5 separate regions of the Homo sapiens genome follow, and all the other regions are linked to region 1. Evidence: chromatin loops called from intact Hi-C (ENCODE). Cell type or tissue: dorsolateral prefrontal cortex. All regions are shown on one strand. Links, peaks and the distances in the headings refer to the core of each region. The heading gives the core; the rest is flanking DNA.

Region 1 (5,876 bases), core at 633-5,632:
CTGAGGTGCCCCTTGCTCTTGTCTATGCGGACCCATCAGGTCCTCTGATTCTCTCTTCTACTATCATGCTATGCATGAGACCTCTGCAATAATTTTGTTACTCTCATGCAACACTGGGGCATAAAAATCTCTGTGGCTCAGCTAAGCTGCCTTTGTTTTGACTCACTGTACATTTCTCCCTAGAGGCCTCACTGCCTCTCTGGGGCGCTGCTGGTCATTAGGTGCAGGGTTCCCTCTCTGGAGTTCAGCAACCTCCATTATATCATCCCTCTCCCTAGCAGAAAAAAATGGTCTAGTCTCCAGGGAAAGCTCTACTCTTAAACTTCACTTCATTCAAGCATTTAACCTATGCCCAAGGTCCTTTTGAGTCTTATAAAAACATTGAATCTTTAGAATGGAATGCCAGAATATTTTTTTCTTTGCTTTGCTTTCTACCTGTTTCATCTGCCCCCTAATGCGATAAGTATTGACTGGTCCAGTTGCTTGAATTGGGAGCAGTGAAGAGGTGAAAGAAAGCACAGTATCCAGAGCAAAGCAGAAAATCAATTAATCATTCCAAATATTATTCTGCCTCATGGGGATAATAACATCCTCCCTGTAAATTGTTGTAGAGTTCACATAGGAATGTGAATCGCTTGGTCCCGAGATGCTCAAAGAATAGGTAGGTGTCATAATCCATGCCATCTCTACTTCCCCTCATGGTTCTAAGGGAGTGTGAGTGTCAAGGCTGGATTTAGTGCCCTTTCTGCCACATCACTTTCTCCTTTGGTTTTCCTTATGTCAGTGTTCTTTATTTGCTCATTTGCTCATTTGTTTATGTCAGGAACTAGGGAATTATCTTGAACACCTCTCCTTTGCCTCCCTTTTCCTAATCATGTTCCCAAATCTAGTCATTGCCAAATCTAAGACTAGATTATTCTCTCTCTCTCCCTCTTTCTCCTTCTCCTCCTCCCCCTTCTTTCTCTGTCTTCTCTCTTCACTACTCTCCCAACCCTGCAGTCCAGGTTTCTGCTATCTCTTTCCTGAACTACTATCCTATTCTCCCCATTGGTATCCCAACAGCCGCTCTTGCCCACCTTTAATTCTTTCAGCAGCCAGAGGATGTACACACACACACACACACACACACACACACACACACACACACACAACTCTGCTGACTCGCTTACTTCCAATTTCCTGATGAGAATGAAATGTAAAACTTGCTCACATGTCCTATGAGGCCCTGCCTGACCTGGCCCTCAAGCCTCATTTTATTCCACCCTGCCCTGTACAGATGCACAGCTCCAGAACCAGCGCACCCTCAGTGCTTCTGGCAGACCTGTCCCTGGGGGACGCTCCGTTCCTCTCGCCACAGTTGATGCTTCTAGCTTTTACATCTCCCCATCAGATCTCCATGCTGACCTCTGACTTGCCCACTCTCTGCAGATGACCTGACCTCCAGCTTTGAGAAAATAGAGGGCATGATTTCAGAGCTCCCTACATTGAAATAGTTTTCTCTTCACTGTTCCTTCTTTTCTCTCCCATTTCTCAGAACCGACACACCCCACAGTCTTTCCCAGGTTTGTCTTTCTTCCTCAGCTCCTGGTTCCTTCCTTGTTTGCCCTGCCTAGGATTGCCTGACGGAATGCAGGACACTTGGTTAAATTAGGATTTCAGACAAATAGTGAGCAACATATTTAGTATAACTGTGTCCCAAATATTGCACAGAGCTAAAAATTATTCATTGTTTATCCAAAATTCTAATTTAACCGAGTGTCTTGTATTATAGTTTTATTTGCAAAATCTGATAAACTTAACCTTATCACTTTAAATGTTTCTCTTTCTCCCCTTCTACTGGGTGCTCCCATGCAGCTTTGACATTTTTGCAAGCTACTTCCACTGAAAAACTCTTGGACGCTAGCAAATCATTCCCTTGATTCTGTTCTCCTTCAAGCTAGTACCCTACCTCTATAACCTGCCCTTGATTCTTCTTTACTTGTCTTTCATTATTTTGGTCTTTGCAATATGATTTCCAGTTTCACCACTTGACACTCTTCTTAAATATCACAAATGCTTTCCAAATTCCTTCTTTAGAAATCTTCATATCCAATTAAACTTTTCATCTGGGCGTCCCACAGATATTTCTCCTTACATACTCTGTGCTCCCAAATGTCCAGCAGTTAACTTTTAATTGCTCTCACAATTTCTCCCTCTTTCTGCTCCAATTGTTGTAATTTTAGAGTATCTACATAGATCTAGTTGCCTACGTTACAACCCATGAAGTCATATTCAACTCTTTCCTTTTATTTATCATCCCCAATACAATCAATTACAGGGTTTTATGACTTTTGTCTCTAGAATAAACTCTTCTCAGTATTGTCCTTTTTTTAAACCTCTCTGTCCCTACATTAGGTTATGTTTCTATCATTTCTCATTGGATTCATACCATTTTCAGGTCAAGAGGGATGCAATATTTTGTGTATTTGATGGATATGCCAAATTAGCCTCAGAGATTATACCAAATTTCATTCTTGCCGATAAGGGATTGTTAATTTTAAGGAATCCTTCCCAAAGCTAATTATTGTCTTCAAAAACAACTTCAGCAATCCTTTAGGTAAATATTCTATTTTGAAGTTCTAATCACATTACTAATAAGGTTGAACACTTTTTAGCCTCCATATCTTTATGCAAGTCAAAGCTGGATCTAAATCTCCTGCTTAAAATCTTTCATGGCTTCCCATTGCCATGAGATGAGATCTGAAATCCTTGGCATGACAGTTAATGCTTTTCACTATCTGGCCCCCAAATATTTTTTCAAATTATATTTCACCCTATCACCCTCCCCTCCTCCATGGAGTAATAGGGAGTGCAGAAGGAGGGTAAGATGGTGAATTCTTTGAGGTCAGCAGCTGTGCCTTTCCTCTCTCCTACTACTGTAATCCCAGCTCTAGCACGTAATAGGTGCTTAATGAGTAGAAAGGTGATGAGTGAGAATGAGTGAATGGGAATGAAGGCTTTAGTGGAGAGAAAGGCAAAGAGGAATTAGGGACAAGAAATAGCATCGGGTGGTAGACGGTGGTGGATGGTGTGCTAGAGACATCCAGGGCTTATGGTTCCGAAGTGACTGTCCTCCATAATGTCACCCATCAATAGAGGCTAGGATATAAAAGTAGATCATTTAGGATAATTCACGAAAATGCACACACAACTGTACATGTTGTTAATCTTGTGCAATGTATCTGGAAAAGTGAAGAAGTCATTTTCTTGAGACTATAACAGCAATCCCTGTGCCAGCAATCTTAGGACAGGACTTTTTTAGCTGGCTGCAACCCCACCCCTACTCTCTGAGCTCCAAACCTAGTAGTTCCCTTGTAGGGATTTGCCGACTTTCCTCCACCTCCACCAAATGGCAGCAGCCAGGCACCGCAGCTTTGCACAGCTCCAGTTACCTGGCCTCTCCTTGAGTTTCCCCTCTTCACCTGGGTCCCTGGACAGCTCCCTTTCTGTCAGCACCGCCGGTAGAGGGCAGCTCCAGCATCGTCCCTGCTGCACCCTCTAGTGGCCGTTAGGATGTTGCATAACTTGAGAAACAGCTTTCCAGCTATCACATTCTCACTTTCGTTAAGTTCTCACTCATAAGTGGGAGCTAAGCTATGAGGACAGAAAGGCATAAGAATGATATAATGGACTTTGGGGACTCGGTGGTAACGGGGAAAGCTTGGAAGGGGGTGAGAAATAAAAGACTACACATTGAGTACAGTGTACACTGCTCAGGTGATGGGTGCCCCAAAATCTCAGAAATCACCAAAGAATTTATCCGGCCAGGTGTGGTGGCTCATGCCTGTAATCCCAGCACTTTGGAAGTCTGAGGCGGGCGGATCACAAGGTCAGGAGATCGAGGCCATCCTGGCCAACATGATGAAACCCTTTCTCTACTAAAAATACAAAAATTAGCTGGGTGGTGCGTGCCTGTAATCCCAGCTACTTGGGAGAGTGAGGCAGAAGAATTGCTTGAGCCTGGGAGGCAGAGGTTGCAGTGAGCTGAGATTGCATCACTGCACTCCAGACTGGTGACAGAGTGAGACTTTGTCAAAAAAAAACAAAAAAACAAAAAAAACCAAAAAAACCAAAAACAAAAAAAGGTATCCATGTAACCAAAAACCCACTTGTACCTTAAGAACTATTGAAATACAAATAAAAATTTTAAAAAAAGTAACCGGGAAACAATCTATGTAATCCTACAATATCACAAGGCATTAACTGTGCTCATCTATTCTCTGAGGCAAGGCTCTTATTCCACACATGGCTCAGGCAGAGTTTGAATCCATTGTTGAGGGGGCTTGGCAACAGCTCCAAATCTCCCCACTCTTATCTTAGGGCACAGAGACTCATCTGTGTATTGAGTTCCAGGAACATCTTTACATAACCCCAGAGTTCCATAAAGGCAATGTGTAAATTCAGCTCCAATAATGACTCGGAGTTCTGTGGATGATTTACAATCTATGTGATAAGACCACCAATTGGTGTTATGATGCTACGTATTTTGATTAATTGCAATACAGGGCAACACATAGAAATTCAGAACGGTAGGACTGCCACCGACAATCTTGATCTTAAAATAAAGAGCAGTGTGAAGAAGCCATCTAGCCTGTAACCTTTGTATTCAGATGCTGCTCCCATTTTTAGGCTGACTGACTCTCACGGCTCATGCTCATTTTACTTAGGGGAAGAAAACAACCCTCAGATACTAGAGAGTCTTTCCCTAAACTCCCAGCCTCGCTGCAGCACAGCCCATGCTCCAACTGTCAGTCTGATGCCCCAGCTGTCATTTCCTTCCTGCTGCTCCTCTCCCCAGAGTCTAATGGAGTCTCCTTGAGGCAGCTGAAGGAGTGACAGATAGACATGTTGTATAGTGGGGCCATTTGCGGCAGCCACGTGAGGTGTGGAAAATGTGATTTATAGATATTTTTTTCCCCAGGGGAAAATGGATTTCATTATTTTCCACCTCAGGTAAGGGGCAAACCTCTGGGCTTGACCTTGGAAGGTTGTGCAGCTAGAATAGTGCTGCCTGAAATGCTGATATAAAGTAAAACCTCATTAAATCAATATTGGTTATTCAAAATCATGCTTGATTGGAGCCAACTGCTTTTCTTCAGCAGCCTGATGCCCCATTCTTTCTTGAGCAAAAATATGAGATACTCTGAAGTGAGTTAAGTTGGTTAAGTTTTTTTCTGGTCCTTAAAGTTTCAAATTAATACAGTTTTATTATGTTTCAAATGGAAGACAGTTCTAAAACACCAAGTCCAATATTGATTATAATCTACCACTATCACATGTATGTTTATTAACAAAAATCCTGTTTCCATAAAAAAGTCATGCATTTTCTCTTCCCATTTATATAGGTGCACAATGTCTGCTTATTGGAATAAATAAGCTGTGGGTTCCTAGGCAAATTGAAGTTATGTAAATAAACAGCCAGTGGCTAATTATCCATGGCAGTGAGCTGCTGGGACAGCTGATGGATAAATTCTGTTGTCAATCTTAAAGTCTTCTAGCCAGAGTGAGGCCAGGCTGAAGGAACTGGGAGAAGGTGTGAGATCCCAGGTGACCTTCAACAATTTTATGTGCCATCTTTTCACCAAATCAAATCAGTGGTAGCAGACATTATCAGTGGTCATTTGGGTTTTCATTAAAGGACATTGAAGTGTCTCAGAAGAGATTACGCATTCAATTAGAGGCCTGGTTCATCTGCAAATTATTAAGTAGCAGGTGTATGTTTATCTTCATGATCACTCCAGAAAGTCCTGATTGTGCCCACAGTGTACAGATTACCAGAATGTTAGGTACTCTGAGGCCTTCAGAGGCAGTACTGTATATTTGTATGTTTGCCATCC
Region 2 (5,876 bases), core at 444-5,443, 100 kb after region 1:
TGAAGGAGGTGCCGTGATGTGGCACATTGCCACGGCAGAGGGAAAGTGAGTGGCAGAATTGCATGCTGACTCTACAAACTTCACCCCAACTTCATCCCAGAAGTGACATGCATCACTTCTGCTCACATTTCATTGTCCAAAGCAAGTTATGTAGCCAAACCTAACCTCAAGAGGGAGGTGAAGTGTGCCCAGAAGAGCCAGAATATTTATTTGGTAGGTGGCACAAATTACTGCTAGCCAAATGCAAAGTCCTTGCACAAGGCTGGACACATTAAAAATGGTCACTTCCCTCTTCTTTTTTACTTCTGGAGTCATGAATTTGGAAAAGGTCAGAAGTGTGGTTCTTTGGTTAAGAAAAAACTCATGGTGGTCATGGATTCAGGTTGTCCTCTGTCTATTGGCACCCGTGGTCAAGAAAATTTGCAGAATTTCCAGTATAAAGCTATGTGCCCAAGCTTATAAATAAAGTTAATAAATACTAATTATTAATATGCATTCAAGATCACAAGTTTGTTGGTCAACATTAAAAAAGAAGAAACATAGAATTTCTTCTAATCCCCAATTATTGCACAGAGATAATAACCAGATTGAGAAAGAAAAAGAAAAATGTTGATTTATTTTCATTCATGCTACAATGCAATCACAGACTCAATAGCTGAAATACTTTCTGACTTGAACTGGTCACTGCGTCTGACTAGCAATCATTGAATGCCAGTAGAATGAAATAAACATTACTAATTACCACAGTCTCCATGCTTCAGAGTTTAAAGACACCAGACAGGTCATTAATTTCTTTTTTCATTCATTGAGAGGCCCTATCTCTCAGGTATTGAGTTAAGGATGTGGGGACAGAATTAGAAGCAAAACTGAAATGGTTCTTGGCTCCAAGGAGTTTAGAGTCTAGAGGGAAAAAAAGACAACAGTCAAAACTAACTCTTATTCATGGCTTGCTTACTAGAGGCTGAGCATGGGGCTGTGCAATACGTCTGCATTTCATAAGAGAGTCAACAGCCTTGTGTTGGTTTATTACTCACAAGAACCCTGTGGAGGTGGTGAGAACCATGGCTTTGACTTGGTATAATCAAGACTCAGAAATGTTATTCAGTATATTCTTGGGGTGCCAGGAGAGCTAGGTCAGAATTCAGGTCTCATGTCTCAGATTACAGATGCATTGACACCTAACCATTTTCACTAACCTGCACCACAAAAACCAGCCTTGTTTATAGGTCGGACATCCCCACCTCCAGGCAGTGCCTTCTCTTAGTTAATATTTCCCATCAGTGAATGAATTATTCAAAGAATTGGTTGCACACCTATTTGGTGTCAGGCACTGTGCAAAGTGCCTACTCACTACAGATTTCACACTACTCCTACAATTATCTGCAAGGGTAGGAATCATGATTTGACAAATGAAGAAATGAAGAATCATAGAGTGAGAGATTTGCCTATTATTTCCAGAGTTCAAAATTGGTGGAGGGAGCCAGGATTCAACCAAGCCATGTCTGAGCCAGAACTCTTTCTAGGGGCACAACTCTGCCCCTGTGAACTGCTGGCAGGTCTGGCCAGTGGATGCTCTCAGACCCATAACCATGGCTCCTGCCAGACATCCCTAAGTCCCCCTGCAATAACATTGGGTTATGAAATCTAGGCAGCTAGTAGAAACAGATCGCTTTGAGGATAACTGCCTCTTCTCACTGCAGCAGCACAACTTGCTGCTTTTACTCACTTATTCTAATGAATTCAACAAACATTGACTGAACAGCTTCAATGTAGCATGCCCTGGAGGCTACCAGGGTGAGTTCAACGTAGCTCTGCTCTCAAAGGGTTGAAAATCAACAGTGGGAGAGAAACTTAGAACCACTGAAACTATAATGCAGGTAGAAAACTCAGGGTTATAACAAACAAAATGCAACAGGAGAAAGAGTGTGCACGAGAGAAAACCCTACTGGGAAATCTGGGAAGGCTTTGGGGGGAAGTGTGTGATTTGTCAGGGATTTAAAGATAGATAAGACTCAAGTGCTCAAGTGCTAGAAATGGGAGAGGGGAGTGGAGGGAAAGAGTGAGTATTAAGAAGCCACATCATGTAAGCAGAAGGGGCTGTTTCTTTCAGAGATTTGTAACCTGGAAGAAGAGTTGTTTTTCCAGAGCTCACAAAGTCTGACCCATTTTCACAGAGCCCCTGGGGAGGAGCAACTAGTGCAAGCCAGGTGCAGTCGGAGAAGCTGCCTCAAAGGTTAGCTGAGAAGAAAGGCTGTTGTGGACACTTAGAAAGTCTTTTCTGAAAGGGAGCCATCTGGTGCTTAGTACCAAGCAAGCTTCTTTCTGTTTTCCCAGGCTTCTGGGCACTGGTGGCTGATGCACAGTCCCCCTGGGCTTTGTGAGGGTGGAGGGACTGGTGCTGGCTTCCTGGGCTGTAAAAGGCTGCATCTCATGCCTGAGGTCCCAGCCTCTGCACTTCTGCAGAGTGTGGTCCCCATGGTGAGCTGATGAGCTGACAGCTGTCTCTTTAGAGGCCCCCCGGGTCTTCACTGCCTCCGTGAGCATGTCCTCTTGCGGGAACCATGGAATGTTTTTAATCCTGGCCAGTCACATCTGGGAAAAACAACCCAAATGTTAATCCATCTGGAGAGAGAACTAATCCATATCTTCTGATGTCTGTATCTTTTGTTTTTCATCTCTGGATCTTTAAATCTAATTATGAAGCCAGAACGAGCCCCCTACAAGCCTGTCTCTTACCCTTCAGGCGGCCTTTAAACGTTCCTTTGTGCATGGTCTCCTTATGCTCCTAACAGAGCTCCTTTCATCTGAATGTGGTACAGCTCTTTAAACAAAGAAACAAAGCCTCACTACACCCCCATGAGGAAAGAAGCAATCATAACTTGCTTTCACCCTGGCTGAGAGAAGATGAAGGAATGGGCCGCCACTTGGTTAAGGAGTCCCAGCTACTATGGCCCTCTTAAAACAACAAGAGCACTAGCTATATCCTGCCCTTGTGTATTTTCCTAGAAGTGGACTCAGGTTCAAGAAGGAACTTTGTATATTTCTTCCTAAATGGGCTCCTCCTCCTGTACCCTGTGTTTAGAAAAATGATATCAACCAATCACCCAAGCTTGGATATTTCCACTCTCTTTAGCGGTGGAGACTTAATTGATGTTTCAATGATCATGCCTCTTCTGCCTTTTCTGTCTCTCTGATACTCTGGGGTACCCTGCTATCCTGGATTACTACCACGGCTTGCCCTCTTTAGTCTCTGTTTTTATTGTATGTTCCTCCTAATCTACCCTCCGTGCTGCTATCAGACTAATCTCTCTAAAAGACAAACTTAGTTAAGTTATGCCTCTGCTTAAAATCCTTCTCCTATAGGATAAGATGGAAACTCCTTAGCCTGACATAAAAGCTCCAGGCTCTACCTGTGCAATCTCACCTGTCACCTATACCTCTGTATACTCTCTATAACCAGCGTTTTGGAACTACTTCCTGTTTCCTGGATGTAATGCCGCCTCCTTTTGCATGTAGTCCATGCAGTAATCTGACCCTCCTGTCAGGGGAAATCCTACCTGTCATTGAAATCCAGCTCAAGGGTGGTCTCCACTCTGAACATCAGATGGTAATGAGTACTTGCTTCTTTGTGGTGCATTGTATTTTCACTGGTTTTCTGTTGGAGCACACAATAAGATTATTATACTTACTCGTTGTTTACCTATTCTCACCTCACCCCTAAATAGCCTGTGCATTTCTCCTAGACAAGTGCTGTGTCTTATTCATCTTGGCCTTGTTGGCACCCAGTGTAGTGCCATGAAGATGGTAGTCATTCAATAAAGTTTGCTAAATGAGTAGAATTATCACATCCATCGTGGGAAAGAACATTAACAAATAGAGAAATTGAGGCTGAGGATTTTCCTAGACTCATGCTGTCAATTAAAGTACTGATGCAATGCCTGAAACCCAAGTCTGCTTTATAGGCCATTATACTTCTTTAGATCCTCAAACCAACAACTCTAGGAAGCTGCTTTAGGGAGGAGTTTATATTCTTCTACATGTCACAGATAACAGTAATTTATATACCCAACCAATATTTTTGTGGGTTTAGTATAAACCAGGCACTGTGCTAGACATTGCAATTATAGAAGTATACAAACCAAAAAATATCCTTTCCTACAGTAAATTTTCTACTTGGACAAACAGACACAAAACCGATAAAGAAGTAAATAAATATGAGGAGAGCAGGCAGGGGCCAGATCAGGTAGAAACTTGAAAGCCATCATAAGTTTCCTGGATTTTATTCTAAAGAATAACCAGAAGTCATTGGTGGCTTTAAAGGAGGGAATTTGATGGCTGTGTGGACATGAGTTTGGCATACAGTAGATGAGGGGGACATGAGTTTAAGAGTTACTGTAGTTTCTGGAGAGATACGATGATGGTGGCAGTGGAAGTGAAGGAAGGTGAACTGATTTGTTTTACGGGTAACCTGCCAGTGTTTGTTGATGGACTGGTTGTGGTTAGCATCCTTGGTCTGGAATAGTCTTAAGCCATGGCTGTCATCTGCCTGCCTCTCAGCATCATGCTGATGGCTGCAGAGGCTTTGAGTTGGAACTCTTGAGTCATTGAGGAAGTCCAGCATTCGGTCATCACCAGCTATTTCCACGAACAACCCCACAACACTTTATTATGTGAACAATATTATTGAAGCCCTTCTTTGGGATTCAGACTTTTTCTTGTACTCCCAAAGACCAAGGATGCTGGCAATAGGGCCCTGGTCCTGGGCCAGTCTGGATCTGAGTATGGCCTTGAAGGATCTGACACTAGGGCCAGTATGGTAATAGAGCCTGGGACTTGAAGCTGTATAGTCTCATTTTCAGGTCCTTGCTCAACTATTTACTAGCAATGTCATTTTGGGAAGACATTTTTAACCTCTCTGAACCTTAGTTATCTTATTTGTAAAATGGGCATCATGAATACATACCTCACAGAATTGGTGTGAAAATGAATGACATAAGTAAAGCCCAAGGAGGGGTAAGGGGTCAAGAAGAAAACTCAAGGAAAGGCAGGAGCAGTCCTTGCATTCCCTGGTACCAGCTTGGTCTTGACATAACTGTGCCCCAAGAATCAGAATTTTCACATTCCCAGATGGGTGCTCACACAGTTTTAGGGAAAAAAATTTTTCCTTCCTTGGTGGTGGCAGTTTAAGGAGGTATGGTATGGAGCACAAAGGAAATCTCATAACCAGTTAGTGTCATGCCCTTTTCTTTGTCCCAGTGACGATGATAACAGCAGGGTAGATTTATGGCAACATGATGAAGATATCCATCTCCAGCCAGTACTACAGCAGCCTCTGGTGTTGATTCTGGACTTGGGGGTAAGGTGGAAGCTACAAGAGGAGACACCTGAAAGGATCCTTCTCTTATTGACTTTCCCATAAATGTGTGGTTTTGAGTGGTGAATAGAGAAGGATATCTCTGTGGGCAGATATTGGCTGCCGTGGCATAAGTTGTTCCTGGCGGGTCATTCCCTTGGAGGCTAGGGGTTCTTTAGACAGGAAACCAAGACTTGTGGGCCTTAGGCAGGGATGCAAAAGCATTCCCTGGCCTTCTCTGAGCTTTGGCCTTTTTGAAAATAACTTTGAGGAGTCTGAAGCAGGGATCATAAAACTGATTTACCTTTGATTGATTGGTAGTTGATGCTGGAGTACTAAGGCTAAGTCTTCATTCAATGACGAAGAGTGGTGTGGTTGATTAATGATGTCTGCCATGAGCAGCCTAGGGAAGACTACAGCATGTAGGCTATGGATTTGTTATCCCTGGTGTGGAGATTGAGGAAGGCCCTCCAGGATGGCTGGACTAAATGTGCCCTTGTATCTCCATGCACATTTAGCCCCT
Region 3 (5,876 bases), core at 396-5,395, 120 kb before region 1:
CCTCCAAGGGGATGCGCGTGCCCACTGCCGCACCCTCGGACACCTCTACCGGGATCTGGGCCCTGGGGAAGCGCGGCGCGTGGTCGTTGACGTCCCTCACCTCTACCTCCACGTGCACCAGCCGGAACTGCTCCTGCGAGAAGCTGACCACATCGAAGGCCAGCACGCACTGCGGGGCCTGGCCACACAGCCGCTCGCGGTCCAGGCCGGCGTCCCCGACGGTCAGCTGCCCGTCGCCTTCGCGCACCCGGAGCAGAGAGCTGTTGAATTGCTTCATCAGGCGGAAGCTTGTGTCACCCGATACTTTCATATGCAGGTCCTCGGCCAGGGTCCCGATGACCGTGCCGGGGGCATCCTCCTCGAAGGTGCTGTATCGGACTGTTTTGCTCTGGGCCACTGAGAGCACCCAGCAGAGGCTGAAGAGCTGCAAGGGGAAAAGGCAGGGGCTGCCCCAACGCCTCACAGGACTCATGCCTCCAGCCTCAAGTGCGATCCGAAAGGCTAAGGAAGTCTTCTCTGGTTTCCAGGTCGGGCGTCAGTCTCAGGCTCTCGGAATCACGCTCTTTGCGAGCCCTGTGCGGGAGAAGTCTGCGGGTAGCAGCTCCGAGCCTCCAGCGGGCTCTGAGGACGCGCGGACCCGCCCTCACTCTGCGCCTCTCCGTCTCTTACAGAAGCTGCGCCGCCTCGCGCCGCCTTTGCCTTTATAGCCGCCGATATGCTAATCACCCGAGCCGGGTAGCCAATGGCCGCCTCCCCCTCGCGTCGCCCCTCCGCCTGCCTCTGACAATCCCTTTAATGTGGAAAGGCTTAGAGGGGAAAACAAGAAAGGAAAATTAGGGAATCTTTCTTTTGTTTAACTCCTTTTGCTTTTTCCCCCTTTTCTTGTCAGCACCCTGCATGTAGAGGAGTTGGCACAGGGCTCCAGGAGTAAAAGGAGCGGATGGTTTTGTTAATTGTCGCCTGCCTCCCTCCGTGCCGCGGCTAGAACTAAGTGCGAACACGCTGGGGTTTCACCCCAGTGGCTCCTGATTCCGCCTTCCCCCAGCCCCTGCCAACACACACACTCTGCATTTTGCACCTCTGACGCTTCCAAACCCTTGCAGCCCCCTACCCACAGACTTGCTCTGCTGAATGAGGCTCTGCTTTCCTTCTCTCCTAGCTACGGTGCCTGGAATAGCCTCTCGATTAAGAAGCCTGAAGGATAAGGGAAAATTGATTTTATTCAAATTTGTGTACTCAATTGTGTTTTGCTCGTGTGAGCCCCAGTGATCAGAGCTGCCACTTCCCTTTCAGAAAAGAGCCCCGCGATATGTTAGTATGCACGTCACTGTCCAAGTGGCCTTCTTAAGCCCTGGGAGCTAGCAGGCAAGGAAAAAAAAGTTCCAAATAGGATTTAGCATAAGCTTGAGGAGATTTGGAAAGGTTTCAAAGATCAGACTGTATCAAAGGCTTATGAAGCCCTCGTTAGCAGTGGAAATAGAATGGTGTGGCAGGCGATCCCATTGGAGGCCCCAATGTCTGTATTATTTCACTGTGACAAGCTAAGGGGAGAGAAAGTTGAACAGTTTCCACAGCGGAGTTGGACTAACTTGAATATAATGAGCAAACGCCACATGTATCCATTATGTTCCTCTATTCATCCCCAATCACTGCCATAACTCTCCGGCTAAACGGTGATGGGCGCTGAATTCCACACAATACCCGGCTCGTATTAAAGTGCATTTAGAGAACTTTTTCCTCCTGATGCCTTGTTCCGCCTATTTAGAGGATTTTCTTTCTGTTCTAATAGGGCCACTCTGGGAAGCAACACTCGTCCGGTTCCAGAAGAACAAAATCACAGCGTGACGTTGAAACCTGGCAGGAACGTGGGGGGAACTTAACCATCTGCTTAGGAAAGTGTGGAGCTTCGGCACTGCCAAAATCTGGGCTGGGCGGATCCTGGGGCTGGCCGGGCGCTGCGCTGCCCCACAGATAGCCCCCTCCCATCCCTGACGGCCAGGGAGATGGAGCTCGGATCTGCAACAAGACGGATTCTTAATGATTCTTACTGAAGGGCTTTATTGAGCAGGCTATGCAAATACACACGAAGGAGGAAAGGTAAAAAACAAAAGCCACTCACTGGAAGAAATTTTTCTTTTTAGGCGATAGGTTTGGTAAGTAGATTGAATTCAGTAAACATTCTTCAGAATCCCGATTTTGGTCCTGCTGTCAGCGTCCTATCCATGTTTTCCTTTCCCTCAAACTCGAGGGAGTGTGTTTTGGGTTTTTTTTCAGAAGAGGGTCAGGAGTTTCCTTGGAGTAGGGAGACCAAGCAGGGAGCTGGGTGGCAGGGATGAGAGGTGCTTGGAATTGTCAGAGAGCGGAACATGCAGCTCCAGCCATCCATAAATACAAGCTCTTATAAGACTGGGGAGGGGGATGATGAGTGGCTGGAGACTTCCTCAGAGGGGTGTGTCTCTGGGTTCCCTTCTCCACCTCTTCCACCTTGTAGTCTTGGGAATGCTAAAAGCAATAAGGCCAGGCATCTGCAGCCGCGTGGGGACGTGGAAGGAGGAGCGCCCCCTACAGGAGCCCAAATCGCAGCCCTTTCTTCCGCTGTCTTCCATCTCCCAAGTGCGATTTAGTATGTAGCCCTCCCACCGTCCCCGCCCAAGAGATATTCCTTGGGGGGTACACGCAGTCGAAGGAACTTTCTATTTTCCTTCCGAGCCCCGCAACACTCCCACCCCAACCTGGGGCTGGCTGGTGACCTTTAGCGCCCCTAGGCTAACGTCATCTCTCCTCACCCCTCTTCCCCCGGAGACCCAGACGGGAACAGGTTCAGAACTTGGCTGGTGGACAGCGGCCTCAGCGCTTCCGCTGGCGTACCCAGGGCAAGGTCAGGCCCGCCTGGCGCTGCTGCTGCCGGGCGGAGGACCCGGAAGGTGGGGAAAGTGGGTGGAAATGGGGCCGGAGTCCCAAAGGAAGGGATTTCAGCGGTTTCCGCGAGCACAGCCCGGCCGCGAATGGCTGGGACCCGGACCTCGCGCCAGCGCCCCCTGCGCATCTGCACCCCGCAGTTCTGGGCTGGACTCGGGAGCCCCGCCACGCGCTAAGTTTGGGTTTTTCGCTTGGCCAGAGATTCGGAACTACTTGCAATTTCTACTCAAAGTGCTTCCGCGTCAGCATGCTCATTCTCAAGGCTGAAATAAACCAAGGCGTGCTTGAAAGTGGGAAAAGGAAAGGGGAGTAGGGGCAGGCAAAAGCCAGGAGGCGGGAGGAGGGGTGTAGGGTGGCTGGTAGCAGGTCTAAAGTGTTTTTTCCGCGGCCAGGCCCTCGTCGATCGGAAGTAGCCACGACGGCGGCGGCGCCGGGAGGCTGAGAGCTGGGAGCCGGGGAGCCCGGGAAGGGAGCCGCGAGCCTCCAGCCGCCACCGGCGCGCACAGGTCTTTCCGTGCCGGCGGTGGAGGTGTGAAGGCACGCGAACACCGTGAGCTCCGGGCCGGCAGCGGACAGCCACTCGATTATGGAAATACGATTTAAAATAGCACATCAACGTCCGCAGCAACTCCCCGGGAAGGAAAATATGTCCGGGGAGGTGGCGCTGGAGAGGAGTAGGGGAAAGGGAGGGGAGCTCGCCCGCCCGGGTGCTGATCAGGCCTCACAAAAGCCGCTCGAATCGCCTTGTTATCATACCAAAAGGTCTGGGCAGGCCCAAAGGAGCCCCTTTCTCTCGGTTTTAGCAACTTCGCCGGCAACTGTCTCGCAATCTTGAGAACAAACACAGCTCCACAATGGCCGGCGTTTTCTCGGAATGCAAATGTTGCGGGCTCCGCAAAGCTGGGTTTCTGTTACCGAGCCTAATGCCGGCATTGTGAAACTCGCGTGCAAACACCAAGATTGACATGGGCGTCACGTGATGGATTAGGGCTCCAGGAAAGTTTTCAAAGAGGCGACAATGGGGGGCTCAGACTGATCTGATATCTCCCACAGTTTAGCGGGAAAGAAAATCAGGATATATTCTCATATGTAATAGGATTATCTTGTCCATTTCAAGTTCTATACAGCATGTAATTTATTTTTAATTAGGATTATATCTACCAGGAAAGGGTACTAGACTTCACTGGAAAGTGTAATTCTAAGGATGGATGAAGAGGGGTTATTTTTTAAACTTTTACTTTTTTTTTTCCTTTAAAAATAAGCCCAGGGCCCTGGTTTTTCCTCCTACAGGCTCACCATTGGGTAAACCCCTCAGGGAAGTTTGCAGCAAGTGCTTGGCCAAGCAAAGAACAGAGGAAGCTCTTCGGGGCATCTAATTCATTTTTGTAGTGAAAACACACTTTGCAAAAATCTCATCAAATTCTGAAGCCTCTGGGTTTTCTGGGGTTGGTGCACTAGAAATGCAACCAAGCTGTTTTCTACACTCCAAATTCTTTTTTTTTCTTTTTTTTTAAAGTTATCTCTCTCTGTGTGTGTATTTGTTGGGCTGTCAGTATAGGCATGGTGACTTTTAAACTGTATAGTAAACCACAAAGCAGCATTCTCCATAGCCCTGATTCAAATTCAGCAGTCAGACAATGAGACAATTTGGGGGTGAAGGTAACTGTTATTTAAACATTGATTTTGGATTGATTCCAGTGCCAGATGCTCACAAACCCTGGATCATTTCCAGATCTTGGGCCACTCTTCATTTTGTGTGTTCTGTGTGTCACTCTGGGAGACCTGCTTTACCTGATAAGAAGCAGAACGCAGCTGTTGACTGCAGGATCTGGAATCATCCTGCTTGGGTTCAAATCTGATCATTACACTGATTGGCTGTGTGACCCGTGCAAATTATTTTCTCTCTGTATTGTTTTTTGTTTTTGTTTTCTGTTTGTTTTTTGAGATGGAGTCTTGCTCTGTTGCCCAGGCTGGAGTGCCCTGGCGTGATCTCCGCTCATGGCAAACTCTGCCTCGTGGGCTCAAGCGATTCTCATGCCTCAGCCTCCTGTGTAGCTGGGATTACAGGCCTGCACCCCCACACATACCCAGCTAATTTTTGTATTTTTTGGTAGAGACGGGGTTTCACCGTGTCACCATGTTGGCAAGGCTGGTCTTGAACTCCTGACTTCAAGTGATCATCCTGCCTCAGCCTCCCAAAGTGCTGGGATTACAGGCATGAGCCACGGCGCCCGGCCTGTCTGTATCTTAGTTCCTTTATCGGCAAAATGGGTATAATAATAGTACTTTGCAAAGTTGTTTTGAAGACTGTGTAAAATGATATAATATCAGGTGCTTAGGAACACATGTTAGTTTTTATTTCCCTTTAAAGCACAGGGAAGAAACATCAAAGACTATGTAATCTAAACCTCTTATTTTATAGGCGAGGGATTTGTTCAGAAAGAAAAATAACTCTCCCATTTCCTGTCTGCTTCTTTGCTTTGGTGACAACTGTCTCCCCAATTCCCTCATTCCTCTCTGGAAATAATAGGTATTGTGGTAGGTATATAGATCCCAGAGGAAAGAGACAATGGTCACCTGAGGGTTCCACCAATTTTTGTGCCCTCATGTCATTTCAAAACCTTTTGGTACCTTACTTGCTAGTTGAGATCAGATGTTGACAAAAAGGAGTTCTCAGTAGAGTTTTTTCCTACTCATTTCTATAAAAGCCATGTATTCTGACTGAAACCACCTACAGATACAGATATTTAATGGACAGGAGCCCATAATTCTGGAGGAGCAGAATATTTCAAGGGACTTTCCCTCCTGGACAGTGGAATGCCTGGATAGTGTAATGCCTAGGAGCAGCAGGTGACCTCCTGCTGACTTATACTGAGCCAAGGTACAAAAAGTGTTTGACCCCTCTATTACTCTGCTAGAGCTGCCATAACAAAATGCCATATACTGGGTGATTTAAA
Region 4 (5,876 bases), core at 613-5,612, 180 kb after region 1:
GCTAAAGATAGGCAGCAAGTTCATATGCTGGCTCCTAGAAGGGAAAAGTTGGGAAATGCCATAAAGAACTTTTTTGGGATTAGAAACTATTGAGAATGCTTGCCTCATTATTAAAAAGATTCTAGAACAGGACAGATCTAAGGAGATACATCTGATCCTAGACTTTTTTTTTTTCTTGTTTTGGAACACTCGGAGTCTGGCCCTGTCACCCAGGCTGGAGTGTGGTGGCGTGATCTTGGCTCACTACAACCCCTGCTTCCCGGGTTCAAGCGATTCTCCTGCCTCAGCCTCCAGAGTAGCTTGGATTACAGGTGGCTTCCACCACGCCCAGCTAATTTTTGTATTTTCAGTAGAGACGGGGTCTCACCATGTTGGTCAGCCTGGTCTCGAACTCCTGACCTCAGGTGATCCACCCGCCTTGACCTCCCAAAGTGCTGGGATTACAGGCATGAGCCACCATGCCAGGCCTGATCCTCGACTTTTAAAGTCATTCCTCTACCCCCAGACATTCAGCTCCAGGGAAAGGACAGTGTCAAGGGCAAAGGCAGCAAAAATCTAAGGGTTTTGGAGAGTGGTTGGCAGGGCCAACTTAAGGGCCTGGCTCTGTAACTCTTTCTCATTTTTCAGGTGTCTCCTTAGCCCTTGGGAAGGCTTCTAGATGCCCAAATGCTGGGTTCTGTGTGCCCCCTTAACACACTGTGCCTACAATTCTGCCAGCCCCCAGCCCATCCAAGGCCCATGTTTGTGAGACCGTAACAGTACTGAATGCAGGGGCTGCTGCTTTTCCTGCATGTGCCTGCAGATATGTAATGTCACACAGACATTACGGGCATTCACTGGGGACTTGCTGAATGAGTATATTAGGCAGATCCTTTATAGCACAGGTGGTCCACTCTAGGAAAAGCCCTGCCACCTCAAAATGTCTCCAAGGTAACTTGTGCCCAGAATGTGCCCATGGAGTATTAACTTTAGGGTTTACATTTTTCTCCCTAATTCCTACACAAAGTCTGTGAATGAACACAATACCTTCTCTTCATGAATTTATAAAGGCCACCCTTGTCCTAGTTCCTAGCAAAGGCACATCTTCGATGAGTACTATTTCCCTTTTGATGATATGCAGGCAACCCTGGAAGAAGTGGCATTTTACACTGTCCAACAGGAATTAGATAAAAATCTGGAGAAATTTGTGGAGCAGATTGTTGTACCAGGAGAGAGCACATAGAAAATTAAATAAGTTAATATTTGAAAAGCACATAGTCAACACTATATAAGTCTTTTTAAATGGAGAAACAAAGTGTTACTGCTGTTATTGTTATTATTAGACATTAAAACATTATGCAGACTAGAACATTATTGCTTAAACTACCGAAGTTCTGATATTTCAAAGAGAAAATGTTTTACATTTTGGAAGTCTCCAAAATATAACATGGAAGTACTCTTGGCTTGAGGTTTATTCTATTTAACACCTTTCAATAGGGCAACATCTGGATGTTATCAAGGCTTGGCAAGATGAGATGCCAAAATTACAAATTCTGGAAATGCTGTGCATTAGGCACTCTTGTCTTTGCCTGTAATTGCCTTAAAGATATAAAAGAGCCTGATTGTAATAACTCCCCTAGTGTAACTATTCTTCATTTCTATTCCACAAGAGAAGATAGCAGGAAGTAATATCACTCTAAGGGTATGAGTACGGAGAGAAGGAGCTAATCCTTAAATATGTGTGCCCTGCATCTCAAATAAGCCCTGAACAACAGTGTGAAAGGATTACGGGTAATCTTATATATATCCCTTAACCTATTAACTGGAATAATTGTTGCACTAAGATAAGACGCCCCTAAGTATTCCAGGCTAGGTGGCCCTAGGTCAGAAAGCATTTATTATTTATTTCCTAAAGTCCTGTTCTCCAGTGATAGGGACGGAAATTTGGCAGACTGGGTCTCCCCTTGTCAAGCAAGTGAAATGGTTGTTTCATTTTTAATCTGGATCCTTTGCCCTGACAGATAAATCTGAAGAGTGCTGTTAAGAATGTGATGAATTGGGCTTCTGGTGATGTCTGTGGGAAAGGGAGCAAGATACAGCAGCCTGGAACTACTTTCATTGCACACAATTGCAGGTCTTTTAAAATGGTAGAGCCAACCATTGCCGAGAAGACTTAAGCAAGGAGAAAAGTTTGTCTCAAACATGCCTTGAATTCTGTCAGTGCACTTCATCTCTCATTTCAGGGAATGTGTTGAGGGTCTTTGGATTGAGCTGGAATGATGGAGAACACTTGAGTACTATTGTGTCTGAGTTAGTTTTGCCCCTGGGTACCATGACACTTTGTGAGCAGAGAAATGGGTGCTTCTGTGTTACAGTTCAACAGCTCTAGCTGGAGGTGAGCTGTGTAACACAGAGAGGGTAAGGCATGTCTGAGTCACTCTTGGTACCACGTGGCTAGGTACCATGCTGCCAAGCATAAAGATAAGCAGCAGTTTAATCCTTATTTGAGTAATCTGACCTGAGGAGATAGCCAAACTGTGTGATTACCATTCCCAACTAGACTTTTGAGATGGGCAGATCACCTGAGGTCACGAGTTCGAGGCCAGCCTGCCTAACATGGTGAAACCCCGTCTCTACTAAAAATACGAAAATTAGCTGGGCATGGTGGTGGGCTCCTGTAATCCCAGTTACTTAGGAGGCTGAGGCAGGAGAATCGCTTGAACCCAGGAGGCGGAGGTTGCAGTGAGCCGAGATCACACCATTGCACTCCAGCCTGGGCAACAGAGTGAGACCTTGTAAAAAAGAAAAAAAAAGAAAGAAAATAAAGAAAGAACAAAAGTGGTAAAGCAGTCAGGGTTTGGTCAGGAGACAGAAATCACAATAGTATAGTCATGAGCCGCATAATGACATTTCTGTCCAACACAGACTGCCTATATGATGGTGGTCCCATAGATTACAACACTGTTTTTACTGTACCTTTTCTATGTTTAGGTATGTTTGTATATACAAATACCATTGTGTTACAATTACCTACCACATTCAGTACAGTAACATTCTGTACAGGTTTGTAGCCTAGAAGCAATAGACTATGCCATATGGCCTAGGGTTGTAATAGGCTATACTATCATCTAGGTTTGTGTAAGTACATGCCATGATGTTCACACAATGATGAAATTGCCTAACAACACATTTCTCAGAACATATCCCCATCATTAAGTGAGACATGACTAATAGTTTGGACAGGGAAAACTTAATACCACATAAAAATAAGGAACTAATTAAAGGGTATTATCTACTAAGAAGTATAAAGGGAATTCTCAAGAAAACTGGGGTAAGACGCAGGGAGCAGTCACTAGGCATAGGGCTGAAAGACAGTATTCAAAGAAAGTATAACCTTGAAGGAAGTCCTTCCAGTTCAGTTTCAAGGCTGTGATTCATTTAATGTGGTCTAGTAGATGTCAGAGAAGTCCACTGAAGTGATGCAGGATGGGCTGCCGAGCAGGAAGCCACCTGTTGTGGTGAGGGTGAAACTCTTTGGAGGGTTTGTGTCATCAGGTCTTCTGCATGCCCCTACCAAGGGAGCTGCTGGTTGGCAAGGAGACAGCTCATTGTTTTCTAAGAACAGAGCTGGAACCAGAAGAGAAGCCCCTTCCTTGTGCAGTGTCCCTCTAGCGCCCTCTACTGACAAGGTCTAACATTGTGCCCGCTAACGAAAGAAATTAGGTCCAGCTCCAGTTATCATAATGTAGGGCAGAAAAGGGCATATGTGGGGTTCAGAGACAGTAAATTGGAACAGGCATAGGTGGGGAAGTAAAGGTTGTCTTAGAGAGGGGAGAGGAGGTTGGAGTGGGTGGAGCTGCGGATAAATTAGGATGAGACTAAGCGATGCACAGACCATGGTCCTGAAGTGTGGCTGAAAGAGTGGGGATGGAAAGGAGGGGGAATTAGAAGAATACTCAGGGGATGTAATAAATAGGTCTCTGTGGCGGATGAGCCAGAGACGGGCCAGAGGGAAGTGGCAGGCATGCTCCCTATGTTTGGTGGCTTTCCTATCTGAGAAAAATGGCAGGTTTGGGCTTCAAGGAAGATAATGAATTGTTTGGACTTCTCAATTTATGGTACCTGTAGACTATCCTAAAATTCAGAATTTCCTGGAAAAAGCACAACAGATTCAAATATTCAAATACCCAAATATGTAGTGGAGCTATAGAGTTCCACAACTGATACAAAACTCACATGCAAAGAAAAGGAATGAAAAACAAATTTCCACCTTAAGAAGAAATTCAACAAAATTTATTTTCAGAAATAAACTTCCTTCAAATTTATAAAAATCTAATGAATTTCCATTCAAGCTTGGAGCTGCAGTACTTTTTTATAATATGGGAAGTTGTAATTTAATTTTTTAAAAGATTGAGAGGTGGGATTTCACTATGTTGCCCAGGCTGGACTTGAACTCCTGGGCTCAAGGGATGCTCCCATCAACTTCTGGAGTAGCTGGGATTACAGGTGTGCACAGAAACTGTAATTTGAATAAAGATCACCATTAAAGTTCAGTGTATTTGTGCGTGTGTTTCTGTGTTTGGAGTTTTGTTGTTGTTTTGTACAGAAAGAAACTTAAAAATCTGTATATAATTTCCAACTGAATGAACTTTCTATATTAAACAGAGTAGAAAATATAATATTTTTACAGGCTGTTACATTTTATTGCAGGCCAAAAGCTGTCTCACTCTTTCTGTATATATACACATATACCCAAAGGAAGGAGGTGGAGCTAATGGGCTGAGAAGTCAAAAAACAAAACAAAACAAGTGTAATTTTTCCTTAGCGCTCATTTCTCGAACCACACATTGTAGCACTTGGTTGTATTTTGTATTTTTCTATTTTGTGTCCAGTTGCTTTCTGTATATAAGTCCTGCTTCCTCTTTCATACTTATTCCTAGAGGGCAGGACAGATACCACATGCTATTTATTCTTCACAATTTAATAAGAACTTATCAATAAAGAATTCATTTTTATTGTTCAACACAGGCTTACTAAGCATCATTCTGAGCCAACACATGCCTAGGTGATCCTTGGAACAAGCATGAAAAACACACAGTTCCTGTCCTTGAGGAACTCATGATTTAAATGAAGAAAAATGTAAATGAGACCATTTTGATAAAATATAGTTGGATGCTTAAAGTGATAATCCATTCTTTGGTCAGACTCTTGAATTTTGAATGGATCTTTGAAATAAGGATCCAGGAAGTACCATCCATTCTTTCCACCAAAGTTTGTGAGTTTACTGGGTATCAGACACAGTGTGGGATAATCAGAACTCCAGTAGTATTTATATGTAAAAATCAAATGAATGTTCCCATATTATATGGAATTGTACTGGAGAGGACATCAGAACAGTCTAAAGCTTTATAAACTTGACAAGAACGCTGGGAAGAATAACGAGTTAATCTTCCACAAAATGCTTTGAACACAGAAAGTACCAACATAAGTGCTAATTATTATTATTAGCCCCAAGACCTTTTTCCCTGTACTGTTAGATCCATCATAAAATTGCTTAACTTCAAGGGAAAGTATTGTTCTTTACATGAGCACTTTTTGTGAAGTCAAATGTTAATATATGCATTTATGGAAAAAACACATCTTTCATTATTCTTTTTATCCTCCCTAGAGGGAAGACATTGTGTCATTTATCTACTCTGTAAGGTCCCTAGCAAAGCAATGTGCATTTTGTTGCTCTATGTTGGCAATGGCTGGCTTGCCTTAAGAAGAAGCAAAATGTATATTTAGAATCTTATCTGGGGCCAGGCATGGTGGCATGCATCTGTAGTCCCAGGTACTGGGGAGGCTGTGGTGGGAGGATCACCTGAGCCCCTGGGAAATCGAGGCTGCGGTGAGCT
Region 5 (5,876 bases), core at 616-5,615, 71 kb before region 1:
CTTTGCCTTAAACTCAGTTGTGAGTTTCAGATTTGAAACTCCCACATCAAGAATTGACTTTTTCTTTTTCTCAGTGATTCTGCTGTGCCATTCCTTTCCTGAGGCTGTAAGTGCTAGATGCTGAAGTGTCTGCCTGGGGAGAAAGGGGTTGGTAGAAGGACTGAAGGTATTGCAGGGCACAAGAACATTGCTTAAAATCTCAAAACATTTTTCTACTACGTCGCTATTATTATATCCATCTTCCATATGGTTTCATTCCCATGGGGCTGAGTTGCAGATTGATTTGCTTCAGTGTTGGAGCACTTGAGGATGATTCTGTTTTGACCTGTTGTTGGCAAAGTAAAAAAAAAAAAAATTAAAAAAGCAGATAGTGGCGCTCAGAAGAAAGTCAGACACTCTTGGTCTGTAAAGCGTAGGTTTAGTGTGGAGCTAAATGTAGCTCTGGCCTCATTCTGCTTTTCTGTCTCCCAAAGGTCATGCCATTTTTCTTGATCTGTTTTCCTATTTCCTTGTTCCACAGTCCATCATTGGATGCTCTGCTGCCTAGGCAACAGCGTTCAGGGCAGCTCTCAGCAACGTGTTACAGGAGAATGTTTTGAGCTCCACGCATGTAGTATTTCCTGCAATCCAGGGTGTGTTCTTAGTCTTCTTATTGTCAGTTTACACCCTTGTGTTGCTCAGTGAAACTGTCTGGGCCCACTGTGCATCTTCTTGGGTATGGGATCTGAGAGTAAAGAGTTGTCTGTATTTCAGAGTTGTCATTGTCACCATCTTCAGGTGACCATACTGATGCCGGCAGCATCTCACTGCATCCCCACTCCTGTAAGTGTCTGATCAATATTCTTTTGAACTGTGCTATGTTGTCGGCTGGGCACTCAGGACCACAGCATTGACTTTCACTTGCATGGCAACCACAGGAAAAATGCAGGGAACAACATTCGCTTGTCTGCACAGGATTTACCAGCTATGCTAAAACAGGATTTGTAGAATCAAACTATGAAAGCACTACCAAAAAGTTTACTACCACCATCACCACCGGCAGCAGCACCAGCTGCATTTATGGAAGAAATATTTTGTGCCTGGTACTGCGACAGACTCTTTACGTGTATTAACCCAATTAAATTTCCCAACAAACCTAAAAGGCAGGCACTTTTGTCCCACTTTATTAAGAGGAGAATGAGTTTAAAGAGATTAAAAATCATGTCTCTGGTCACATAGAGAGTAAGTGGAGCCAGAATTTAAACCCAGGTTGACCCCAGAGCCCTTGCTCATGAGGCTGGAATGGTGCCGTGTTAGCATGCCTGCTGAGCGGCATCTTGGCATCGTTGAAGCAATGGTCCATGCACTGCTCCATGCTGATGCATAGTAGGTACACAGTCACACTTAACAGAAAGTGATTGATTGCTTGTCTTGGAAATTGATGTATTCTGAAATATGTTCTTTTACCAGGTGAGTGAGGCAAAATAGGCATAGGCCCTTCCTCTCCTGTGTCTTCAGTCCCCATCCAGCCTCACTTCTATTGTCTTACATTAGGATATTGAGGAAGCTTCCCACCTGGTCTTCCTGATGCCTGTCTTGTTTTCCTCCTAATCCAAGCTCTACACAATGGCATCTTTCTAATTCAGAAATCTGTTCCCAACCATTCAGAGATTTCTCATGAGTTTAGAACCAAGTTTGACTCCTTCCAATGGCCTCCAGGTCCCTTATGATTTGGAGTCTCCTGCTTCTGGGTGTCATTTCTCTCCCCTCCTCAGTTCCCCGCTCTGAGCCTGTGCACACCATCTTTCTCCTCTCTTCAGGCCTTTGCATGTGCCATTTCCTCTACCCGGAACACTGCTGGCCTCTGCCATTCACCCAGCCAGCTTCTGCTCCTCCTTCAGATCTCAGTTTGCATGTCACTCCCTCTGGGCAGCCTTCCCTGAGCCTCTGAGCCTGGGTGAGGTGCCCCTTCCACAAGCCTTGCAATGCCTTGCTGTCCTGCATCAGAGTGTTCACCATCCCAAATCATACTGTCTTACCCTCCTTCCCCACAGAGGTAAGCTCCACCACGAGGCAGTATGCACTCCAGGTCTGGCATCTAGTCAGCACTTAACACATGTTTGGTGAATAATGGAGAGTTATAGGTAATCTATTTCTTGTAGCCTTTTGTTTTCTTTTTTGAGACAGGGTCTCACTCTGTTGCCCAGGTTGGAGTGCAGTGGCACGATCACAGCTTGCTGCAGCCTTGATCTTCCAGGCTCAAGCGAGCCTCCCACCTCAGCCTCCCGAGTAGTTGGGACTACAAGCGCATGCTACCATGCTTGGATAATTTTAAAACAGTTTTTTTTTTTTGTAGAGACAGGGCCAAACTGTGTTGCCCAGGCTGGTCTTGAACTCCTGGCCTCAAGCAATCTTCCTGCCTAGCCTCCCAAAGTGCTGGGATTACAAGTGTGAGCCACTGTGCCTGGCCTGAAACCTGGGGCTTGGGAACATCATTATACTTGGGGACAGTTCTTTAAAGGCAACAAATTAGAAATGGCTTCCAAAGTCCTTGAAACACTCTTTCAGGAACTGTGGGGAGGTCTTTGTTAGAGTATGAAAATTCAAACATCTTCAAATTAAAAAAGGTGAGAGATACAAAGTGTCACTTAAAAGCACAGACCCAAGAACTCTTACAAGTGCCTGCTCTTTTATTAAATTGGGTTGTCACTAACATGAGACACAAGGAAAATCACATTTTAACCTGATTAATAGTCCCGTTATGCCATTTTAGAAAATATTAAATAATAGAACTATGTCTTATTGTCCCTTTTTCACTTCCCTCCTGTCCCACTCAGGACTGAAGCCTTTGGAAACGTCTGTGCTGGCTTTTCCTTTTCAGATGAATTGTCAGGGCCTGGAAAAGGCCTCACTGCAGACTCTCTCCCACAGTCAGAAGGACCAGATGCGACTATTGACTGCATCAAGGAGTTAAGCATTCCATCCTTTTGGCTCTCACCCTCACTCTTAACACAATTCCTCCTTGGATTTTCATACAAATTAATGCTCCCATGCTTTTTGGCTCTTGCACACCCCTGCCATTGCCCCAGTGGTGAGATTTAGCAGCTTGGGTTTCCCAGGCTTCAATATTGGTGCGCATTTGCGGGGCTTCCAGCAAAGGAAAAGGCTCAGTCCTGGGGCTGCTGTTTCTTGTAAACACCATGTTTCTATCCATCCCCACAGACTTCGCCGGCTGCCGACAAACCCCTCTCTCCCTCCCTTCCCCTCCTTCTCTGACTGCTCCTTTGAGCCTTGGGAACAGCGGCCAAGGCCTGAGCAGAGGGTGAGCAAACAGACTGGGCTGCATTTAGGAGGAGGCTTTCTTTAGGTGCCATCTGCCACCTCCACAGAGGTGGTTGGGATAAACTGATTTGCCAAACAAAATGCTTAACAACTCATGAATAAAACTTTAAGAAACATTCCAAAAGGGATTTGGGTACAACTTCTTCTGAGGCCACAACAGCTCTTGTGACCCTTTCAACACCCCCTCCCACCCACCAAATACCTCCTCTGAACCTGCACTTTCCTTGGGTTCCAGTAGGGGGCAGCTGCCATCAGGCCTGGGGAGCTGCCTTTCTTTCTTTCTTTCTTTCTTTCTTTCTTTCTTTCTTTCTTTCTTTCTTTCTTTTTTTTTTTTTTTTTTTGAGACAGTCTCGCTCTGTCACCCAGGCTGGAGTGCAGTGGCACAATCTCCGTTCACTGCAACCTCCACCTCTCGGGTTCAAGCGATTCTCCTGCCTCAGCCTCCTGAGTAGCTGGGACTACAGGCATGCACCACCACGCCAGGCTGATTTTTGTATTTTTAGTACAGATGGGGCTTCACCATATTGGTCAGGCTGGTCTTGAACTCCTGACCTCGTGGTCTGCCTGCCTCAGCCTCCCAAAGTGCTGGGATTACAGGCATGAGCCACCGCGCCCGGCTGGGAGCTGCCTTTCTTCTTAACATTTTCTGGGGTGTGTGTGTGTGTGTGTGTGTGTGTGTGTGTGTGTGTGTGTGTGTGTGAAGTGGAACATATCAACAGAATAATGCACAAAGGCACCCATGTACAGAAGCAGACAGTTGGGTAGCCACTTTCCCCAGGTCAAGAAGAGGAATATTGCCTGCACCTTAGTAACTCCCCATCCCCCTCTACAATTCCTTTCTTCTCCCAGAATTAGCCACACTGTACTGACTTCTGGTAATAGTTTCTTTGCTTTACTTTGGTGTTTACCACACTCAAGTGCATCCCTAAACATTACAGTGTGTGGTTTGATATTTTGATGATTTTGAACATTATATAAGTGGAATCCTACAGTGTATATTCTTTTGTCTCTTTTTTTTTGCTTAAGATTATGTTTATTCATTTTCATATAATAACAATGGCAAAGGTATTGATTGCCTTTACCACAACTTATTTATCTAATCTACTGCTGATGGACATTCAGGTGGTTTGGAGTTTGTGGTGATTATGAATGACACTACTTTCAACTTTATTTATTTATTTATTTTTTGAGATGGAGTCTTGCTCTGTCACCCAGGCTGGAGTGCAGTGGCACAATCTCCGCTCACTGCAACCTCCGCCTCCCGGGATCAGGCAGTTCTCCTGCCTCAGACTTCCTAGTAGCTAGGATTACAGACATGCACCACCACACCCAGAAAAGTTTTGTATTTTTAGTAGAGATGGGGTTTCTCTATGTTGGTCAGGCTGGTCTCGAACTCCTGACCTCAGGTGATCCGCCTGACTCGGACTCCTAAAGTGCTGGGATTACAGGCATCAGCCACCGTGCCTGGCCTACTTTCAACGTTCTATCTGTGCATCCTGGCATGCATTGCTATAGGGTGCACATCTCAGAGTGGAACTGCTGGGTTGCTGGACATGGATATCTTCAGCTTTACTAGATAATGTACAATTTTCCAAAGTGGTTGTTCCAGTATACAGGCTCCTCTGCAGAGTACTGTATAAGAGATCCAGAAGCACCACATGTTCACCACTACTTGGTCTTGTCAGGCTTTTTAATTTTTGAGGCTAATGTCTTTTCAGGAGAGTTGGGCCAATAAGTGGCAAGGGCACCCTTCCTAATGGCTTCCATACTGTTTCTGAAGCAAAAAAGGGGCTTCCAGCGCTTTCCTGTGGACACAGATGCCAGAAGTCACAGAGTTAGATGCTCATCTGCATTAAACACAGGCAGTAGGTGGCTCCACAGAGAGATGTTTTCTCTCCTGCCTGTTCCTCTCTGCTGTTTTGGAATGAGCCATCAATACTAACAATGGCAATTAGGCTCTTGGTGCCATCTGGATGGCTGGGGTTGTGGGGGAGGGCAGCTGCTGGCAGCCAGGAGAAGCAGAGGCTCAGCCCAGACTGGGCACCGCCCAGGGGATGCTTCCTGTGTGGACCTGCCGCCCAAACCCAGTTCCACGAAACAAAGATGCTTCCTTACTCATTTTAGTTAGTCAAGATGAACCGCCGAAGAGTCACTGTGAGAGTTCCTCAAGGAAAGAGATGGTAATTATTCCCAGTTAACAGATCCAGCCCAATCAAACCTGATTTTCATCAGCTTTGATTGCCTCCATTTCGGAATTGGTTGATTTCACTGCTCCTGTCTGAGCCTCGGGTATAAAATGGAGTTGGTGTAACCTGGCACCCATGTTGTGGCCAAAACAAAATGAGAAAGGCATGTGAAAACTCTTTGAAAATGATCAAGGTACTGATATGTTTGAGTCTAGGGTCACAGATTCCAGGATAGGGCCCTGGCTACAGAGACTTCAAGGGGGAATTGTAATTTTAGGTAAAGTTCCCTCTTTATCCTCGGTGGATAATACAGAGGGGAGTCTCTGTGAGGCAGACAGGGAGGGGTGGGCCTTGCTCCATGCTCTCTTT

Evidence for each region. Hi-C counts contacts between places; a loop is a spot of excess contacts. Peaks named below come from ENCODE experiments on the same cell type or tissue, not always from the same donor. Only the 100,000 strongest peaks of a DNase experiment are listed, where the experiment ranks them.
Region 2: it touches region 1 in a loop (11-fold over the local background); 3 of 110 quality-filtered maps call a loop at or near these places.
Region 3: it touches region 1 in a loop (2.2-fold over the local background); 19 of 110 quality-filtered maps call a loop at or near these places.
Region 4: it touches region 1 in a loop (9-fold over the local background); 33 of 110 quality-filtered maps call a loop at or near these places.
Region 5: a loop joins it to region 1, with 2.3 times the contacts of the local background. A loop is called at or near these places in 8 of 110 quality-filtered maps.

The regions. Positions count from the first base shown.
Region 1 is chr13:52,964,763-52,970,638 of GRCh38, forward strand. No RefSeq gene overlaps it. Among named protein-coding and RNA genes, the nearest start is that of OLFM4, 61 kb to the right of the region's middle. In dorsolateral prefrontal cortex, for the core only: CTCF peaks have their summits at 3,534 and 3,733; a DNase peak (open chromatin) is centred at 3,509.
Region 2 is chr13:53,066,584-53,072,459 of GRCh38, forward strand. No RefSeq gene overlaps it. Among named protein-coding and RNA genes, the nearest start is that of OLFM4, 41 kb to the left of the region's middle. In dorsolateral prefrontal cortex, for the core only: a CTCF peak has its summit at 2,887; a DNase peak (open chromatin) is centred at 2,439; H3K4me3 peaks cover 600 bases; H3K27ac peaks cover 855 bases.
Region 3 is chr13:52,847,965-52,853,840 of GRCh38, forward strand. PCDH8 (protocadherin 8) reads right to left here and starts at 676. Exons shown (of 3, transcript NM_002590.4): 1 at 1-676. The coding sequence starts at 472. RefSeq lists enhancers at 1-639, 770-1,064, 2,410-2,704, 3,379-3,588. In dorsolateral prefrontal cortex, for the core only: CTCF peaks have their summits at 2,601 (motif pointing left) and 2,835; DNase peaks (open chromatin) are centred at 697, 2,577, 2,847 and 3,637; H3K4me3 peaks cover 3,654 bases; H3K27ac peaks cover 2,802 bases; H3K27me3 peaks cover 3,629 bases.
Region 4 is chr13:53,148,331-53,154,206 of GRCh38, forward strand. LINC01065 (long intergenic non-protein coding RNA 1065) reads right to left here and starts at 3,570. Exons shown (of 5, transcript NR_125788.1): 1 at 3,374-3,570; 2 at 1,027-1,174; 3 at 1-34. In dorsolateral prefrontal cortex, for the core only: CTCF peaks have their summits at 3,657 (motif pointing left) and 3,858; a DNase peak (open chromatin) is centred at 3,631.
Region 5 is chr13:52,894,062-52,899,937 of GRCh38, forward strand. No RefSeq gene overlaps it. Among named protein-coding and RNA genes, the nearest start is that of PCDH8, 48 kb to the left of the region's middle. In dorsolateral prefrontal cortex, for the core only: CTCF peaks have their summits at 3,516 (motif pointing right) and 3,721; DNase peaks (open chromatin) are centred at 3,240 and 3,545; H3K27ac peaks cover 613 bases.